Linked DNA regions of Homo sapiens: all the other regions are linked to region 3. The links are chromatin contacts, found by Hi-C in ENCODE. All regions are on one chromosome and are shown on one strand. The core of a region is the stretch at or near the end of the contact, and the rest is flanking DNA. Distances in the headings are between cores, read along the strand shown.

Evidence for each region. Hi-C counts contacts between places; a loop is a spot of excess contacts on that map. Pooled maps may share reads with other maps.
Region 1: a loop to region 3 is called in a map with no recorded cell type, with 29 times the contacts of the local background. The contact joins the enhancer-like site here to the promoter of RHEX in region 3. A Hi-C loop is called at or near these places in 3 of 37 single-sample maps with no recorded cell type and 2 of 50 pooled maps.
Region 2: a loop to region 3 is called in a map of OCI-LY7, with 12 times the contacts of the local background. The contact joins the promoter of KIF21B here to the promoter of RHEX in region 3. A Hi-C loop is called at or near these places in 1 of 168 maps with a recorded cell type or tissue (OCI-LY7), 2 of 37 single-sample maps with no recorded cell type and 3 of 50 pooled maps.

What each region holds. Positions count from the first base shown.
Region 1 is chr1:200,867,058-200,871,743 of GRCh38, forward strand. No RefSeq gene overlaps it. Among named protein-coding and RNA genes, the nearest start is that of GPR25, 3.6 kb to the right of the region's middle. Within about 2 kb of position 2,859, at least 2 of the 41 ENCODE cell types and tissues checked have a DNase peak (open chromatin) inside an H3K27ac peak, as active enhancers do.
Region 2 is chr1:201,021,053-201,025,223 of GRCh38, forward strand. KIF21B (kinesin family member 21B) reads right to left here and starts at 2,662. Exons shown (of 35, transcript NM_001252102.2): 1 at 2,291-2,662. The coding sequence starts at 2,331. It overlaps LOC101929305 (a long non-coding RNA gene), which reads left to right and starts at 2,897. Exons shown (of 4, transcript NR_188464.1): 1 at 2,897-3,033. RefSeq lists silencers at 39-188, 2,069-2,118, 2,519-2,878, 3,230-3,387 and enhancers at 419-548, 857-1,464.
Region 3 is chr1:206,050,140-206,054,708 of GRCh38, forward strand. RHEX (regulator of hemoglobinization and erythroid cell expansion) reads left to right here and starts at 3,034. Exons shown (of 6, transcript NM_001007544.4): 1 at 3,034-3,126. It overlaps LOC105372857 (a long non-coding RNA gene), which reads right to left. Exons shown (of 3, transcript XR_922473.3): 3 at 3,304-4,569. RefSeq lists enhancers at 567-1,066, 2,430-2,669, 3,090-3,149.

The sequences.
Region 1 (4,686 bases), core at 1,609-4,108, 5.2 Mb before region 3:
CTTGGTAGCCAGTCAGTAATAGTGAATAAAATAGAGGACTCCCCATTCCCAGTTCAGTGTTTATCGAGAGAGGTTGTAAAAACAAAGAGATGTGGCTTTGCAAGATTTTCCTCACACTCAGGACTCAAGTTACTGTTAACCTCTCCGTCATCCGCAACTGACTTGGCATAAGGCCACCTGTCTGTGCTTGGGTCCTGTCAGCAGTTTCTCTGCAGCATCCAGACTGTCACCTTGTAGAAATCACCATTAGGATAATACCAGGCACCAGACACTGTGGTGGTCAAATCTTGAAGAGTCAAATCTTGGGAGTCTCTCTTTATAGATTCCCAATCCAATCCCCAAAACATTTACTTACCACCCACTATGTGGAAAGAAAGCACTGTGACCTGGAGGGTAGGAGAAGCAGCGCAAGCAGCTGAGTCTAGCAGCAGGACCACCAGAAACTAGAGCCATTCTTCACGATGCTGCCAGCCAGGGAACGGAGTGAGCCCATGAGCTCCGACCCAGCATGGGCAGCACCTTCCACAAAGGGTGCCTCATTTGATCTTCACAACACCCCTATCGGGTAGATACTATCATGCCTATTTTAAGATGTGGAAACTGGAGCCCAAGATCACACAGCTATCAAGTTATAAAGCTGACATTTAACCTGGACTCTGACCACTAATAATCTGATCTGCGTGTTCACTGATCAGAAACAGACAAAATGACATATAAGAAATTGATATTGGCCGGGCACAGTGGCTCACACTTGTAATCCCAGCATTTTGGGAGGCCAAGGTGAGAGGATCGCTTGAAGCCAGGAATTTGAGATCAGCCTGGGCAATATAATGAAACTGTGTCTCTACAAAAGGTAAAAAATAACATTAGCCAGGCATGGTGCTGTGCACCTGTAGTCCCAGCTTCTCAGGAGGCTGATGCAGGAGGATTGCCTGAGCTGAAGAATTTGAGGCTGCAGTGAGCTATGATCACACTGGGCTACACTGCAGCCTGGGCAACAGAACAAGCCCCTGTCTATTAAAAAAAAAAAAAAAGAAATGCATATAATAAAAAAAAGAAATGCATATAATAAATTCTATGTCACAACACAGAGCAAGGTTTTAAAAATATATATTTTAAATTTAATAAATGATGTTAGGAAAGCTGGATAGAAATATGAAAACATCGATTACACACCAGGTAAATTTTAAAATACTAATGAAAATTATTTTTTAATGACAGACTGAATCTTCTTACATTGTCAAAGAGAAAGTAACATTCTAAACTCTGAAATTGCTAATAGCAACAAATTTGACTATATGAAAATGTCAAACTAAAATAAATAATAGCTAAGAAAAGAATTTGGAAAAATATTTGAATCAAGTGGAATAAATCATGACTCATCCTAAATATATAGTTTGTACAAATTAATAAGAAATACATAGATTATAATAAATATGTGAAGGACATGATTAGAATGGTTCACTTAGGAAATAAATAGATTTTCCATCTTATTTATAAACAAGTGCAAATTGAAATGAGGTACCATTTTACCTCACTGCCTATTACAATGGAAAATATATGTTACCGATGAACATCTCTAAGAAGACTGTGTTGAACCTTATACTCTCATACAATGCCAGTGACATTCTAAACTGCTAATCACTGTAAACATTTGTATCAAGCAATAAAAATTTTCATTGCCTTTGTTACAAAATTTGTATTTATAACGTGTTTTACAACATATTTATATAAATGTTATATTTATACATATTTATATAAATATGTTATATTTGTACATATTTATATGTATATAAATACATATTTATATGTACTTATACAAGAGCATTTATGTTATAAAAACAATATAAAAAAGTCATAAGTGCAATTATTCATTACAAATTTCTATAACAGTTAAAAATACTAGAAACATCCTAAATATCCATATTTAAGGGTTTAGAAAATTAAGCAACATAGACTCATGTGGATTTATATGATATTAATTGAGAATACTGTGTACACTCTAATTACAGATACGACTTTGAAACACCTGTGTAAAAAATGTGAAGAATATCTGAAATGGAATATTTAAAAATAGAAAATCTAAAAATAATGAGATTACAAATAAATACTTTTGAAAATGTCCTTCACTGGCTAAGTTTGGTTGTGTAGGGGTAGCAGGTCCAAGATGACGACTACTTCTTTATTCTGTAATGTATTAGATGGCTTTTATGATTAAACATAAAAAGGCAAATACAATTTACTTAAAATGTTAAGATTCTTTGTACAGAAAAATTAAAATTAGAAAAAATAAGTTATAAGAACTTAAATATAACCTGTAAAGGGGCAGAAATAAACCTACTCTCGAAAACAATTTAGCCCGAAGCATTGGATATTTATTTAAAGTATCTCCTCTGTTTTCAGGCTTGTGCTAATCACCCTGATGAGTAGAAAGAAGCTCCCCCTCGCCCTGAGAAGTTCATAATCCCATGGGCAAGGCAAGACGGAGCCACGTAACAGTTGCCCTGGCTCCAGCAGTGCAGAGAGAGGAAGTCCTCTTAGGGATGGAGGTTAGAGAAGGCTCCCAGGGGTGGGATGGAGGAAGAGGGAAGACTTCTTCTGCTTTGTCCACACCTGTTAGAGAGCATGGCCAGGATTCCCAGCCTGTAAGGGTGAGTGTTTCTATTAGTTGACTTGTGTGTAATCCTGTGGGGAGTCCTCCTGAAGGGTGAAAGAGCAGTCTTGTGAAGTTGGCCTTGGTCACTGAAACCGGGCTGGGCACCCCAGGAGACCGGGCCTAAGGCAGTGTCCCTGGCTCTGACCTTTGCTGTTTCTTCTCATCCAGACAAGTTCAGTAAGGCCCATGGACAGCACCCAGGCCTCAGCAGAGAAAATTCAGCATATGCTCTGGGCCACAGACTTCCCTTGGGTATGAGATGATGGCCCAGGAAGCAAGTAGCTCTGTGATTTTTAAAATAACCTACTTCTACTTCCCCTCAACCCCCTTCCTATATTCCCCTCTTGGTCTGCTTGCCCCATTCTTTGTTTTCACCCGGCGGCTTCTCTGCTGTTCATCTCTAGCTTTCAGGATCACTCACACTCTCTGAGCCCGCAGACTGAGGTGTGCCTGAAGGGGTGAAGTCCAGCAACACTGGGTCTGTCTCTGATGGTCTCTGGGCTCTGGCAGGCAAGCACTGCCCCTGCTAGCCTTCTAGGGGAGGAGGCTGCAGCCCCCTACTCCACCCCGGATGTGGGCACCGCTCACCAGCAACCACATGCTCAGACATTAGAAAAGCGGCTCTGGGGTGGGTCTTCAGGGGAAAACCAAGCCCGGAGGCTGAAAAGCCAGTGAAGGGAAGGTCCAGACCATTCATTCCCTAGGCTCTTCTCTTCCCTGCCCATCTTGTAATTGGTGTGGGAGAAATTCTTGACAGGAGCAGCCTAAACACTGCATACCCAACCCTCTGTGAGCTCTAGGACCATTTTCTTTTTGAGATGGAGTCTCGCTCTTTCACCCAGGCTGGAGTGCAGTGGCTTGATCTCAGCTCACTGCAACCTTTGCTCCTGGGTTCAAGCGATTCTCCCACCTCAGCCTCCTGAGTAGCTGGGACTTGCGCGTACCGTGCCCGGCTAATTTTTGCATTTTTAGTAGAGACAGGGTTTCACCATGTTGGCCAGGCTGGTCTCGAGCTCCTGACTTGAAGTGATCTACCCACCTCGGCCTCCCAAAGTGCTGGGATTAGATGTGAGCCACTGCGCCCGGCCTCTAAGACCATTTTCCAAATCCTTCCTGGGGATCTCCGTGTGCCAGAGGGACCCTGAGCGAGGGTGACCTTATGTCCCAGTTTGCCCAAAATAGTCCTGGTTTACGGCCCAGGTTAATTCTGATAGTGCCCCTTTCACTCTCAGAAACATCCTGGTTAGATGATAAATTATTTCATGACCCCACTTCAACATCAAACTGAACACATACACACATGTGCCTCTCTGTGTTCTTGGCAGTTAAGGGGACAGCGTCCATATAGTCCCTAAGCAGAGAAACCCCAGGCTTATCTTTGACTCCTCTTTGTGAGACCTATGATGTTACAATTATCTCTTGAATATACCCTCCCATTTCTGTCCCCACTGCTCATGATCTATTTCAGACACAAATAATTACAACCTACTATGGGGTCTCCCTGGCTTGAGCCTCTCCCTTCTCCATAGTTCTGCCAGCGATCTTTTCAAAACACAGATCGATGCCTCCTGGCTCCCCATGACCTATAGATTGAAATCCAAATCCCCTCATGATCCTTTCCTGCTTCATCTCCTGCCCCCACCTTCCTACCCTGGGCTCTGGCAGACTGCTTGTCCCCTGAAAAGCCCACATTCCTACTCATTTTGGTATACTTGTTCCCTTTACTCCCTCCTCCGAGTCTGACCCTTTCTTCTCTTTTCTGCTGCTCTTATTTGACTTTCAGCTCCTTCCTGGGACTGATCTCAAGTGTCATCTCCTCGAAGGCCTTTTCTGATTCAGCCCTCCCGTCAAAAATAATCACTCCCCCTCCACTAAACCCTAAGAGGGCTTGGTTTTTAACATTTACTACAATTTGGCCCCTGCATAAGATTACATAAGATTCTGCTTATGTAACCATCTCTCCTGCCTATGCAACAAACTGCGAAGGCCAAGAATGGCATCTCTTGCAGTGCCTGAAACAGTGCCTGCTT
Region 2 (4,171 bases), core at 1,412-3,911, 5.0 Mb before region 3:
TGGTCTACTGTAGTGCAGCCCACCACCCAGTCTTTCAGGTGAGAGAAGTGATTTCTGGGGGTGCTGCGGGGGAGGATGGGTAGAAGAGGATCTAAAAACAAGGAAAACTCCCCCTACAGCCCATCACTGGTACCATCTGCTCTCCTTCCCAGCCCAGCCCAGCCCCAGCTCAGTCCTAAGCTCTCTGATTAGAAACTGGGTTCTGTCCAGGCATTGTCTGCTGTACACGGCCGGCTGCCCATTGAGGTCTGGCGTGTGCCGGGGCTGGGCGCTCATGCTGGGGTGGGAGGGGAGGAGTGGGCGGGGCCCTTACCTTCCCGGAGACCCTGAAAGCCTGACTTCTGATGCTCAAATGCCCCACCCCCAATCCAGATCAGCAACTGAAAGGCAAGGCGTGGGGGCACCCAGACCCCACTTAGGGCAATCTGACTGGGAACCAGAGATGACACACATGGTCCTGAACTGGGTGCAGAGGGCAGGCATGATCCCTTCTCTGCAGAAAGGGTCCCGGGAAGCTTCTAGAGGTGGCAGTGGGAAGAGAACATCAGCTTCTCCTCACTGTGCCAATCCCATGAGGCTCCCCGGGTGGGAGTCCCACATCTTTTCAGCCCCAGTCCAGCCTGGAGACCTGAACAGAGGTAGGGGGCCTTTGTTTAGCTCTCTCCAGCAAGATGGAATCTAAAGGAAACCCCCTGTGGAAAGGGCACCCCCAAGCCCCTTCCTTCCCAGCCCTCATTCACAATGGGTGGGGGCCAGAGCTTCATTTCCCTTTTATGGTGTTCTCGGACTCTCCCAATCTGCTGCAGATGCCATATTTACATTTCTCACTCCCACCCCCCAGCCATGCACCCCTCCCTCGACCTCCACAAGATCCTGCTGCAATGTCAGCCCCAGCAGCAGCCTGGCCCCGCCCCAGTCAGCCCACCAGGCACCTGCAGGGCTCCTCTTTGTCTCTGGCTGCTCAGGGCCAGGAAAGCTGTGCTCAAGTGATTCTTGAGTGCTGCCTAGGGTGCATGGGTGGGGGTGCCTCAATCTCCTTCCCTTCACCCAAGCACTGATCAGTGTCAGCTCCTCTTTGGGCTGCAGAGGCCTGGCCAGGTGGCCGTGGCAAGGGGCATCTGCCCTGGGGCAGGAAGAAGAAAGCTTTTTCATTGCCATCTCTGACTCTGTCTAGGAGCAACCTCCTAGGACCCCTGGAATCTGGGTCACATATGACCCAAGGGATCTAGAGACCTGAGAGACCTACCCTAGACCTGGACAATCCCCCGCCCCCTCCATCATACAGGGCTGGGGCAGAGATAGATGTTCTTGCCACATCCCTACCTTGGTGAGCAGCTCCAGATTGGCACTCTGCCGCCAAGACACCCCTCTCAAAGAGAAAAACCCAAAGCAAAAACTGGGAGAAGTGGTGAGGTGTGAAGCATCTCCACCCAGCACAAAGAACACAGATGGCTCAATTTCACAGCATTTCCTGCTCCTGCACCTTTGTGTACCCCTCCCAATAGAACCCACCCAGCCATGTCCTCTCCCTGTCTCATTTCTGCCGGCTCAAGTCCCGGAGCTGTTGAGAATGGAACCCCAGATAAGTCTAGGCAACCCTCCCCTGCTCAATTTTATCTGAGTGCCTGAGGATGGGGCATCTGCATCACACCCTCCTGCCCTCTCAGAGAGAAGCACCTCAGATACACCTCTTCCTCCCTTCCTAGGCCCATCTCCTCTTGGGACAGGACTGGTAGGATTCTCCCCCAAAGCCATTGACTTCCCACAGAAGGCCAAGGCATCATCCCAGCTTTTCCGTTGGTCCCCGCACCCGATCTTTGTCTGCAGATCTGGCTCCCAGGGTGGGTGTGCTGCCTTTGCTAGCTGGACCAAGAGCACATAACTAGCTGACTCGCATGGATGAGGGGAAATTTCCCTCTCTGGTATCCCCGTATGAGACAGCAGCCTCGTGGGGAGGCGAAGAGGAAACGCACAGACGCTCCGGCCTGGGCCAGAGCTGGGTGTGAAATACCGGATTTCCTTGTTTATTCGATTTTCTGATCATTAAGGGCTCCCAAGAGGGGCCCAAAATTACCACCCAAACAAAGCCACCTTCCAGTAGTCGGCGGGGTCGCCGCTCCCCTGCGGCAGACTGGCCAGCGCGCGGCGCCCTCCATCCCGTCCCACGCCGGCCCCTCCTCCGGGAGTGCAGGCTCCAGCCCAAGCGGTGCTCGCGCCCCCCGCCCAAAGCCCACGCGAGACAAAGCCCGAGGCTTCTCCGCGCGCCCCCTTCCCCGCCCCGGGTCCCTACCTGACGGCCACCTTGACGCAGCAGTCCCCCTGGCCGGCCATGGCCCTCTGGAGCTAGGGTCTGGGCGTGGATCAGAGGCGGGGGTCTGGGGGCCAATGCCCGAGGCAGCGGCTGCGGCTGCGGGAGGCGGGGGCGCGGGCGCGGCTGGCGGAGGCTGCGGCGGCGGCGGCTGGAGGTGACATGCTCGCGGGCGGCAGGCCGAGGGGCTCACCCGCGGCCGGCCCCCCGGGGCTGGGCCCGCGCGCCTCCTCGCGCCATCGGGCGGCGGCGCGGAGCTAGCTGACAGCCGGCGGCGCGACCCGCCGCTCCCTACGGCGCGGCACACGCGCACACACCTCCCACCCGGCAGCCACCTCCCGCCGCAGCGCGAACAAAGGGGGCGGGGGCCGATCCGGCCCCGAGCCCGCCCCGAGCCAGCCCCGAGCCCAGGCCGGGCCCCGCCCCGCCCAGGAGCCGCCAATCGAAAGCCCTAATGAGCAGTGGGGGCGGGACTCGCGCCTTTAAAGGGACCTCTTGGCTCGCGGCCACGGGGTGGCTGGGGGTAGGGGGCGGGATTGAAGGGTGGGGGTGGGGGTAGGGGTGGGAGTAGGGGTGGGGGCGCTGGACGCAGACCACGTTAGAACCTCGGCTCCTGGAGTAGCAGAACCTCGGCTTCAATGGGACCCTCATTTCATAAATGAAGAAACTGAGATTCAAAGAGGGGAACTACCGAAGGTTACAGAGCGAGTTCGTGGGTAAGCATGGTAAGAACCCTGGTCTCCCGGGGATCCCACAGCGATTGACGGTTTATAGTTCAAAAGAGCCAGGAAAGCTTCCCTTCTGCATTTATTCCAGTAAATTCGCCAACCCTTCTCGAAGGGAGTTCTTGCTAGCCCCTAACTAAAATTTCCCCCACCTCCACCCTGCAGCATCTTAAAGCTCATGTTTTAGTTGATTCCTGGCCAGGCTCCTAGCCCAAGACTAGCCCCTCCCTACTGCTAGACGACTGTCCCATTGACCTTTATGACCCACAGATGACCCCACTGGGCCTGGCTCACACTCTGCTTGTTGTGGCTGTGGGGCCAGAGGGTCAGTGTGGGAGGCCTGAGCTGCCCTGGGGGAAAGGAGGGAACAAAGGGGGCCCTCAGTTCCGAGCACCTGGGTAGAGAGGCTGGGCGGTGAAGTGGGTGGGGAAGGGAAGGAGGGCAGCTGCCTGCAGGAATGGGTATAAAGGACAAGGAGGACCATGGAGACTTTAACGCTGGGCCTGGATGGAGGAGGAGACCAGTGCTGCAAAGTCACAATTCCCTTCCCAGTCCATCTCCCTCCCTCTGAGCCCAGACGCCTCTTCCCTGCCCCCTGCCTCCCAACATTGGGGCCATTCACAGGGCCCCTCACCAGCTGCCCTCACTTCACCCAGCTCCCTCCCCTGGAAAGGGCCCAAGAGGAGGACCCAGCTGCAGCCCCAGATGTGGATGGGGATCTCTGGGGGAGGGGAGGAAGGGGAGTCTGACTCCAGGCCTCTTACATTACCCTCAGATGATGAAACCATGTCAGAGATTTTGGCAAGGGTGTGGACTGGGGTCTGAGGATGCATCTGTTGGTACCATCTTCCTCCCCTTCCCTCCTCCACTCACACCCCCCTCCCCGCCAATAACTGCTTCATGCAGTAGCTCAGATCCCTGTTTGGCTTGACCTATTAAGGTCAAATCAAAACCAAAGATAATTTCAAGGGCAAATTTCAAGGGCCAATCAACACATCCTTTTCATCCCCATGGCAAACAGGAGGAGCACCGCCAGCAGTGCCCCCATGATGGGGGCTGGAGAAGAGGTCTTGGTGGTATCCTGGACCTTTTATTAGCATTTGAATCTAGAGGAAGCTCTCCCTGGGGCCAGGGGATC
Region 3 (4,569 bases), core at 1,784-4,283:
ATTTCAAGTGTAAAAAGTGGAAACAATCTAAATTTACTACTAGATGACCAGTTAAATAAACTGTGAGCAACCATAGAACGGAACACTCTGAAGAGGAAGAAAGGAATGAGAAAGTTCTGTATGTATTAATAATAAATTAACTCCTAGATATATTAAGTGAAAAAGCAAAAGGCAAAACAAAGTATGTAGTACACTGTCATGTGTAAGGAAGACGCCTGTATGGTGAGTGTGTTTCTGTGTGTCTGTGTGTTTGCTCATGTACACATAACGTACACAATAAACTGGGCATGCTGGTTTCCTCCAGGGAGGAGAACTAGATGGCTGGGGTCAAGAGCAGATGAGCAGCTTTTCCAGGACTATCCTTTTGTACCTTTTGAATTCTAAAACCATCTGAATGTGACCTAATGAAACAAACACTTCAAAAGTCCCAAACTGAAAAGGTGATGATGTCCTCCCCTTACAAAATTAAAAATAAAAACAATTTTAACACTTAGAAAACCTATTCTCTAAAAGAATTCTCTGTATTTCCTGGCCAATAACACAATTGTTAGAAGAAATGTACAATGTACCAGGTGACATGTGGAAGGGGACAACAGAAGGGGGCAATGACAGGCACTTGTGAAAACATTTGCCTTTTTCTTGATCACGTCTTGTTCCTCTTCTCATCCTTGCTTCATTTCACAAATAGGGGAACTGAGTCCAAGTAAGTGAAGTGACTCATCCGTGCCACCTGGGCTCTTGGTTCCAATGCTTGCCTTGTTAGGGGATTTCCTGACTGCTCCTGCAGCTCTCTTTGCTAGAATGTGGTAAGAGTTGGGGGAGGAGAGGGTGGCAGATCCTCTTTCATTTGGCCTTAAGCACACCTCCCTCTTCGCCTCTCACCCTGAGCAGGGCTGGCGCCTGAGGCCGGTGAACACCTGTGGTGGTGGCTGTGGGACAGCATCTTCCCCTGCTCTTTCTCTTCCTTCTTCCCCTTGGCCACCCACACCCAGGCAGGTGTCCTCCCCAACCCCAGGACACTGCTCTTGGTGTTTCACAGGCACGTGTCCTCTTTTTCTGAAATTGACATTACCCAGTTCAACATCACCTACTTTACCGGAGTACTTTGGGCTCTTTCAAATCAATTTCCGCTTCGAAGGCTAAAGATTTGTCATCAGCTAAGAGGTTCAAAAGTCTGTGGTGTAGGCTCTCCAAAATTCTGGCAGAGGTCAGTTGACCCTGGCTTTTATGAAGGAGTCTTTGGCATTCATTCATTCATTCATTTATTGAAGAAATATGTATTGGACCTATTCATTGCATGAGGCACTTTCTAGACACTGGGGGTGAAATGTTGGCCAAAACAGATAAGGTCTCTGTTCTTATGAAGCTCACATTCATGTGATGAGAGGCTGACAATAATCAAGTAAACAAATAAATGATCAAGGTGACTTCAGATACTAATAGATGAGAGGGCGATGTGACAGATAGGGTCTGGGGAGCCACCTTTGAATTTGTGCTGAATTCTATCTGAAGATGCCTTCACTAAGAGAGAGGTGCTGTCTCCATGGCCTTTGAGGCCCTCCCCTCCAGTGGTGAGATTTTAACAATCTCCCCATCTGACAGGTTCCCATGCAGGAATGAAAGACATGGAAGGGAAGAGGGGGGCCAGCTCCCTGAGTCCTGTGTCCACCAGCTGCTGCTAAATACCTCTGAGAAACTCTGCTTCTATCTAAGGGGACCTACTTCTCTCGGGAATCTCAATACTTGGAACAAGAACCTCCTAGACGGACCCTTTGGCATAATGAATTGGACCAACTGTAGGTTCCAGGACTAGAGAGCCAGCAATGCCTCCATGAACAATCTCACCCAATTACTCTGCTCAGGTAAGACCAACTGAAAACTAGAACAATACAAATGGTGGTTATTCCTGTCTTCTGTTTCTTTGTTTGTTTTTGTGACAGGGTCTTGCTCTGTCACCCAGGCTAGAGTACAATGGTGTGATCATGGCTCACTGCAGCCTCGACTTCCCTAGCTTAAGTGATTCTCCTATCTCAGCCTCTCAAGGAGCTGGGACTACAGGCATGCAGTAGCACACCCAGCTAATTTTCGGATTTTTTTTTTTTAAAGTAGAGACAAGGTCTAGCTATATTGCCCAGGCTGGTCTCAAACTCTTGAGCTCAGGCGGTCCTCCTGCCTTGACTTCCCAAAGTGCTGAGATTATAGGCGTGAGCCACTGGGCCTGGCTCGTTATTACTGTTGAATAATAGTCTGATCACTGAGTTCTTAAACAACTCCATGAGGTAGGCATTCATATTCTGTCTGTTTCACAGATGAGGCTCAGAAAAGCTAAGTGTTTGTCCTAAGATCACAGTTAGGAAGTGTCTGAGACCCAGGTCACTGTGAGGGAAGAGAGAGACCCTCTCATATTGTTTTATATTGTTTTATACTCAGTACCTGTTTTAAGGAAAAACAACAAGGAAGTAAAACCAAAGACAGGCAGTCCGGCGCCAGGCCCGAAACCAGGCCTGGGCCTGCCTGGCCTAAACCCAGTAGTTAAAAATCAACTCATAACTTAGAAACTGATGTTATTCATAGATTCCAGACATTGTATAGAAGAACATTGTGAAACTCCCTGCCCTGTTCTGTTTCTCTCTGACCACCGGTGCATGCAGCCCCTGTCACATACCGCCTGCTTGCTCAAATCAATCATGACCCTTTCATGTGAAATCTTTAGTATTGTGAGCCCTTAAAAGGGACGGAAATTGTGCATTCGGGGAGCTCGGATTTTAAGGCAGTAGCCTGCTGATGCTCCCAGCTGAATAAAGCCCTTCCTTCTACAATTTGGTGTCTGAGGGGTTTTGTCTGCGGCTCGTCCTGCTACATTTCTTGGTTCCCTGACCAGGAAACGAGGTAACTGATGGACAGCCGAGGCAGCCCCTTAGGCGGCTTAGGCCTCCCCTGTGGAGCATCCCTGAGGCGGACTCCGGCCAGCCCGAGTGACGCGATCCAAAGAGCACTCCCGGGTAGGAAATTGCCCCGGTGGAATGCCTCACCAGAGCAGCGTGTAGCAGTTCCCTGTGGAGGATTAACACAGTGGCTGAACACCGGGAAGGAACTGGCACTTGGAGTCCGGACATCTGAAACTTGGTAAGACTAGTCTTTGGAACTTGCCCCACTCCATCTAGGTGGAAGTGTGGCCTGATCACCCACGACATGCCTGCATTGGCACTTCTGTTCTGGTTTTGACTTGACTTAGATTGTGTGATACTTTGGTTTTGGTTTTGGTTTTGACCTGGCTTGGATTTCTGGATACTCTGATTTTGGTTTTGATTTTGGTTTGGTGTAAACTGCAAGAGTGTGTATGCCCTTTTTACCTGTTTTTTTGTTTGTGGCATGTGTGTGGTGTGGGTGTGGTGTTTTGTCTCGAAGAAGCATGGGTCAGGTACAAATAAGCCCACCCCACTAGGAACTATGTTAAAAAAAAATTCAAGAAAGAATTTAAGGGAGATTACAGTGTTACTGTGACACCAGGAAAACTTAGAACTTTGTGTGAAATAGACTGGCCAGCATTAGAGGTGGGTTGGCCATCAGAAGGAAGCCTGGACAGGTCCCTTGTTTCAAAGGTATGACACAAGGTAACCCGTAAGCCAAGGCACCCAGACCAGTTTCCATACATAGAAAGTTACAGCTGCTTTTATACCCCCTTGCCCCGCCAACGTAGTTAAGAGAACAGCAGCATAAGCGGCTGGCAGAGGCAAGGAAAGACCAGTAGAGAGAAAAAAAGGCCATCTATACCAATTCTAAGTTAATTTAGACTAAACAAGGTCTTAATAGCAAAGGATAATTGAAATCCCAAACTTACAAGGTTTTCAACAAAAGTGAAGTTTGCTTAAAGTTAACAGTGTAACATGTATTATGGTAACTTCTAATCTTGTGGCCTTAGACAGTCTAGTCCAAAGGCATAAAGAAAGTTTGCTTTAAAAAAAAAAAAAAGGAATGGTTATCTTCAAAAAAAAAAAAAAGTGGGGGGAGACAGAATTTATGTAAAAAGAGTGTTATATGGTAAATTCTTGTCCTGAAATAAACTAACTGGTGTTTAAAGAAAAAAAATGTTTGTAATAAGTCAGAAAGTTGAGACACATTGAAGAATTGTCGGCAAAAGTCGTGAAAGAAAAAATGTTATAAAAAAATTTATGCAAAAAATGTTGTATAATTTAAAAGTAATAAGGCCTCCTGAGTACTATTAAAAAAACAGTTTATGTGCAAGGTGTATAAGAAAAGTAAAACATACCTTTGGTAAAAAGATTATAAAGGGGCATAAGAATGTGGATTTTTACCTACATTAAAAGGTTAAAAACAATTATTGTTTTAAAAGTTTAAGCAAGTTTTAAAACGTTAATTATAAAGAAAATTCTGTGTGTAAACATATTAGCTAAAGTTAAAAAGGTATCATCCAGTTTTTCTGTGAACTGGACATTAAAGTAAAAAATGCCACAGGTTTTTCTTAAAGCATCAACCTGCTCTTTAACAAAAATTATAAAAGGTTAAAAAGAGTCTATAAAATCTTACCTTATGGTCAAACATGAAAAA